Regions from separate parts of the Homo sapiens genome. Here region 1 is linked to region 2. Evidence: read pairs that join two places in POLR2A ChIA-PET (ENCODE). Cell type or tissue: Panc1. All regions are shown on one strand. Links, peaks and the distances in the headings refer to the core of each region. The heading gives the core; the rest is flanking DNA.

The links. Peaks named below come from ENCODE experiments on the same cell type or tissue, not always from the same donor. Only the 100,000 strongest peaks of a DNase experiment are listed, where the experiment ranks them.
Region 1: POLR2A ChIA-PET joins it to region 2 with 8 read pairs; 3 of 35 experiments call an interaction of 5 or more read pairs at or near these places.

The regions. Positions count from the first base shown.
Region 1 is chr14:30,778,258-30,781,181 of GRCh38, forward strand. No RefSeq gene overlaps it. Among named protein-coding and RNA genes, the nearest start is that of COCH, 95 kb to the right of the region's middle. In Panc1, for the core only: no CTCF peak of the experiment used is centred there; a DNase peak (open chromatin) is centred at 1,237.
Region 2 is chr14:30,713,498-30,716,421 of GRCh38, forward strand. It overlaps SCFD1 (sec1 family domain containing 1), which reads left to right. Exons shown (of 25, transcript NM_016106.4): 20 at 2,427-2,480. Among named protein-coding and RNA genes, the nearest start is that of SCFD1, 93 kb to the left of the region's middle. In Panc1, for the core only: no CTCF peak of the experiment used is centred there; no DNase peak of the experiment used is centred there.

The DNA.
Region 1 (2,924 bases), core at 210-2,709, 65 kb after region 2:
TACAGGCACACGCCACCACCCCCAGCTAATTTTTGTATTTTTAGTAGAGACGGGGTTTCACCATGTTGGGCAGGCTGCTTTCAAACTCCTGACCTCAGGTGATTCATCCGCCTCTGCCTCCCAACGTGCTGGCGTGAACCACCGCTCCCGGCCCCTTTATCCCTTTTTACTTTGGTTTCTGGGAACAATAAAGTCCTTGCCGTTCCCAAAACACACAATTTTCTCACTTAAGTCCATGTCCTTGCACAAGCCCTTCCTTCTGCCTGGGCCCTGGTCCCTCCCTGTCCAGCTAGTACCCAGCCATCATCCTCCAAATCTCAACTCCAAGAGGAAGTCCCCTGTATTGGCTAGGACTCTTTAAGCTGCAGATGACAGAGCCCGGGGTCCTAGGGCAGGTCATAGATGCCGATTTGCATTTCCTCGGCCCATGCCCCGGCCTAGCCTCTCAAACCAAAAGGTTGTTCCCTTCACACTTCTGCTTCAGTCTAAATTTTGATTCAGTTGAGCTTCTTAAAGAGTGTTTTTAAAGACAACAGCTAGTGGTCTAGACTTTGAAATGAGATATTAAACAGTTTTCCTAGCTGTCTGTCCTGTTACTAGTTATATCAATAACTAGTATAATTTTATGGGCACTTTCACTGTAATAGAAATAGGAGAAGTACATGAAAGAGTTTAAACTGAGTGAAAATAACTGATGAAATTAATAGGCGAATTAAATAAATATTCCTGTTGTTCTCAGATTTTTTTGAAGTCGTTAATAATGAGAATAAGTTGTTCCTAAAGGTGGCTTGGAAATTCTATCTGATTTAGTTTTAAATGACTCTAAGATGCTGTCCTAGCAATAACACAAAAATTTTTAAAGAAAGAGACAAATAATCTCTGCAAAATTAATCAATTGACCCACCCAAGGATAGTGAGAAGCCAAGTACAATTGTAAAACATCTGTGTAGGAAAAATAAAAAGCATCCTCCCTTGTCCATTTTCAGGTTTCTATAGAAAGAAATCTCAAGAATCTCTCCTTTTATCTACACCAGGGATCAGCAAACTAGAACCTGTGGGTCAAATCCAGCCCAACACCTGTTTTTTTGTAAATAAAGTTTTATTGGAATACAATCATACCTGTTTGTTTATTTATGGTCTGTGGCTGCTTTTGCACCACAACTGCAGGGCTGAGTAATTGAAACAGAAATCTATGACTCACAAAACTAAAAATATATACTATCCAGATTTTTACAAACAAAGCTTGCTGGCCCTGTCTACACAAATAGAAGAAGAATTTTCTTTATTTACCAGTGACCATGAAGAAGGGCTTTTGATCTATGATTCAAGATTCCTGCAATAACACAGCATTGCACTTATTTTCTCAAATCAAGTCATGGATTTCTATGGAGTCTCTTACTAGGATACCAAACTCTCTACTTGTCTTTTTTATTTTCATAACTTTGGGCAGCATGTGAGGGATGTAATGACGGGTGACTAGTGTGTGTATTAGATCCAAAACAATGACCTAGAACCTAAATTGATGAGACTATAGAGGCTGAAGGAAATGAGTAAATCCACTGTGTGTCCCCATCCCAGAAAGACCCTTAAGGCACAAGTAACAGGCTCCAACAGCAACATGCTGATGGGTCATTTACTGATTGTTTTCTATCCTTTAAATAAATCTCCCAGGTCTTATCTACACTTCATTGGGATTAAAGCAGTATTGATTAATGCTCAACATTATTAACGATCAGGAAATGCAAATCAAAACCACTGTAAGGTACCACTTCACACTCGGGACAGCTATATTCAAAAATAAAAATAATAATATGTGTTGGGGAGAATGTGGTGAAATCGGAATCCTCATACACTGCTGGTGGAATTGCAAAATGGTACAGCCTCTTTGGAAAACAGTGTGGCAGTTCCTGAAAAGGTTAAACATCAAATTGCCATATGACCCAGCAATTCCACACTTAGATATATACCCAAGAGAAATGAAGACATGTCCATACAAAAACTTGTACATAAATGTTAATAGCAGCCAAAAAATAGCAGCCATTCACAGTAGCCAAAAAACAGAGACAACCCAAATGCCCATTCAATAGACAAATAATAGATAAACAAAACCTGTTCTATCCATACAATGAGATATTATTCAGCAATAAAAAGGAATGAAGTGGTGATACATGCTACACCACAGATGGAACTTGAAATAGTATGCTAAGTGAAAGAAGTAACAAAGAGCCTCTCCTGAACCAACTTTAGTCAGCTTCCTCTAAGCTCTTTTCTCAACTAGGCCTCACCCTTGGACCTTGTGCTCAGGACTGCATAGCCCAGATTTAGCAAGAATCCTGTTAAGTCAATTTAGCAAAATCTCTCACCCTCAAAACCTGATTATCCTCAATATCTGACCAAATTCCTCATCTTCCATCATCCCACACATGACGTCTGATCATCACCTTAGCCTGCCTTCTGCAAGAATCCCATTAGGTAGGTTTAGCAAGAATTCCCCCTACCCTTGATGTCTCCTCTAGTAATTTTCCTCCACCCCTTCACCTTCAACCGGCTCCACTTGTCTTATATTCGGAATTAAGCACCATTCTACACTGAGGTCTCTTTTTCCCCGTTGTCATAGTTCCTGGATAAAATCGCTGTTCGCAGCTTGAACCTATTGTCTGGCTCTGGTTTTCTTTAACAGAAGCCAACCACAAAAGATTACATATCGTATGATTCCATTTATATGAAATATCCAGAATAGGCAAATCTATAGAGACAGAAAGTAGATTAGTTACTGCCTTGGGATAGGGGATTTGGGGGTCACAGAGAGTCTGCTAATGGGTACAGAATTCCTTTTGGGGTGATGAAAATGTTCTAACACAAACTGTGGTGATGGTTGCACAATTCTGTGACTATATTAAACACCACTGAATGGTACATTTTAA
Region 2 (2,924 bases), core at 285-2,784:
GCAGACTTGTCTTCAGATATAGCAGAACTATAAAACACAAAGTAAAATTTAATTGTATCCTTAGGAAAATCTCATTTTAGACTAAATAAAGATTTATCATGGAATATTGGTATGAATATTCAGACTTCCAATTATTTTCACAAATATAATAAAAATAATATGACCCTTATGGTTTATCATTATATATAACCTTTTCTAAATTTTCCTCCATTGTATAGATCTAAGAGTACAATGCAGGAAGATAAACACAGAATTCAGTGTAAATAGAGAAATTGATATAAAGCTCTCAATTTTCGTAAAATTTTACAAAACAATTTACAATGTTCTTTTGTTCCAGAATTTTTTAATTATTTATTCTTGTTATGTTGCAAAGTACTTCATTATCTTTTGTTGGTATTACTTGGAATTCCTAACTATAGTTTTCTCTTTTGGATAAAGCATTTTAAAATCTTTATTTAAAGCACATTTAAATCTGCACCCAGTTACTCTTTAGAGAAACTGGTTTAGACTCACTCTTAAGTGAACAGACTCAATTTTATTTGAAACAAAACTTAAAAGGTAAAATTTTGGCCGGGCGCGGTGGCTCACGCCTGTAATCCCAGCACTTTGGGAGGCCGAGGCAGGTGGATCATGAGGTCAGGAGATCGAGACCATCCTGGCTAACAAGGTGAAACCCCGTCTCTACTAAAAATACAAAAAAAAAAAAATTAGCCGGGCGCAGTGGCGGGCGCCTGTAGTCCCAGCTACTCGGGAGGCTGAGGCAGGAGAACGGCGTGAACCCGGGAAGCGGAGCTTGCAGTGAGCCGAGATTGCGCCACTGCAGTCCGCAGTCCGGCCTGGGCGACAGAGCGAGACTCCGTCTCAAAAAAAAAAAAAAAAGGTAAAATTTTGAGCCACCTTTAAAAAAAAAAATTCTGAATAGTATTCAGAAGTATATTCAGACAGCTTGAACATTTGATGCTTGTATTTATATTTGAAAGTACCTAGCCAACACAAATGAAATAGCTTTAATTTTAATTTTACTTGCCTGAGACAATCTTAAAAGGTTTTCACTTTACCAGTCTAGGGAAGGCAGCAGTATCCTTAGTGACAGTCCATTTTAATAACAATAAAATGTTTTATGATCTAAGAAAATGGAAAATCCTTATATAATAGTAATGTGTTATCAAAATGGAAAATCCTTATATAATAGTAATGTGTTATTTATAGATTTTTATCTGATCTATAAACAATCAGATTGAATGTTTTTGTTGTATGAAGTCTCTGAAATACATAAAGTACAATAGATACAAGACTGTTCTCTTCAGAACATCCTGTACAATTCACAAAGGAAATACCAGTTGAAAATGAACAGAATAACACTTCATTAGGAATGCACTTTGAATAGCCATAATTTTCTAAATTTTCTAAATTTGACTTATGTTCAAAATAATAAAACTTGTCAGACTGAAATGTAACAGTACTTCTTATGCCACAGCCTATAAACAAGTCAGGAGACAACCTTTTGCCAGCACCTGTGTTGTACATTTCGTGTTCAAAGTGGAATCTGTTCTGTAAGATGATGCAGTGCAACATTGAAAACTTGGAACTTATCCCAGGCAAAATAAAAATGGTCAATAAAGTTGTTTGTGTATCCATATACCCATTTTCCTAAGTACAAAAAATACCTTTTTATTAGAAATGAACGAACTCTTACATCATTTAATCTCATACGTTTTCACGAACTTTAAAAGTTACTTTATTTTTAAAGAGAACTTTTATAATCCACAGAGAGGAAATGAAAAAAATACAGTGGGATTCTGGCCAGGCATGGTGGCTCACGCCTGTAATCCCAGCAGTTTGGGAAGCTGATCACCTAAGGTCAGGAGTTTGAGACCAGCCTGGCCAACATGGCGAAACCCTGTCTCTACTAAAAATATAAAAATTAGCCGGGCGTGGTGGCAAGAGCCTGTATTCCCAGCTACTTGGGAGGCTGAGGCAGGAGGATCACTTGAACCCAGGAGGCAGAGGCTGCAGTGAGCTGAGATTGCGCCACTGCACTCCAGCCTGGGCGACAGCGAGTCTCCATGTCAAAAAAAAAAAAAAAACGGGATTCTTGTTTGATCAAAACAAAAGCTTGCAGTTACTAGTATTAAAAGCAAACACCCAACAAAGTAAAAAGCCCAAACATGTATTTGTACTAAAACCTGAATACACCTATACATTTAAAGAAGCATTTTACTTAGAATTATATTTTCCTGTGGAAACTTGAGTAGTGCCAAGAGTATTTACATCTTTGACATCACCTTTACCATTCACAGACTACTTAATCTTAGAATGTGTTTAATTGAAAGGTAAGCATACTTAACTGTAGAATGATCAGGTTGTTTTAATAGAGAAGAACTTTGGTTTAATATTCTAATATTTAACAAAATACTTTTCCACAGAATCTACCTGTTACTCGTATTTTGGACAATCTTATGGAGATGAAGTCAAACCCCGTGAGTACCATATAACATATTTTGTGTAAATTCCCGAATGTGTCAAACTGACTAGTATGAAAGAGGATAAAATCAGATTGAGTTCCTTGTGAGCTTAATCACAGCAGAATACATGAGGAAAAGGAAGAGTCCATGTTCTCAAGAAGCCTTTTTTAGCCATTATCACGGATTCTGGGAATTGGTTTTCTCAGCTGCCATACCCATTCTGGCCAGCTCTCATTCAAATGTCATGTAGATTATATCCTATATGTATAATTAAATGTAAAATATATCCTAAGGAACAAATTTCTATAAATGAAAAAAGAACCAGTGAGCATCTGTTGATATAGTATAAAGAGTACCAAACCAATTTAATTTTATAAAAGTTAAATTAGGAAAGAAGTGCATAGTAAAAATGTTAAGTACATATGTTTACAGGGCACTAAATTCTTTTGGGCTGAAGAA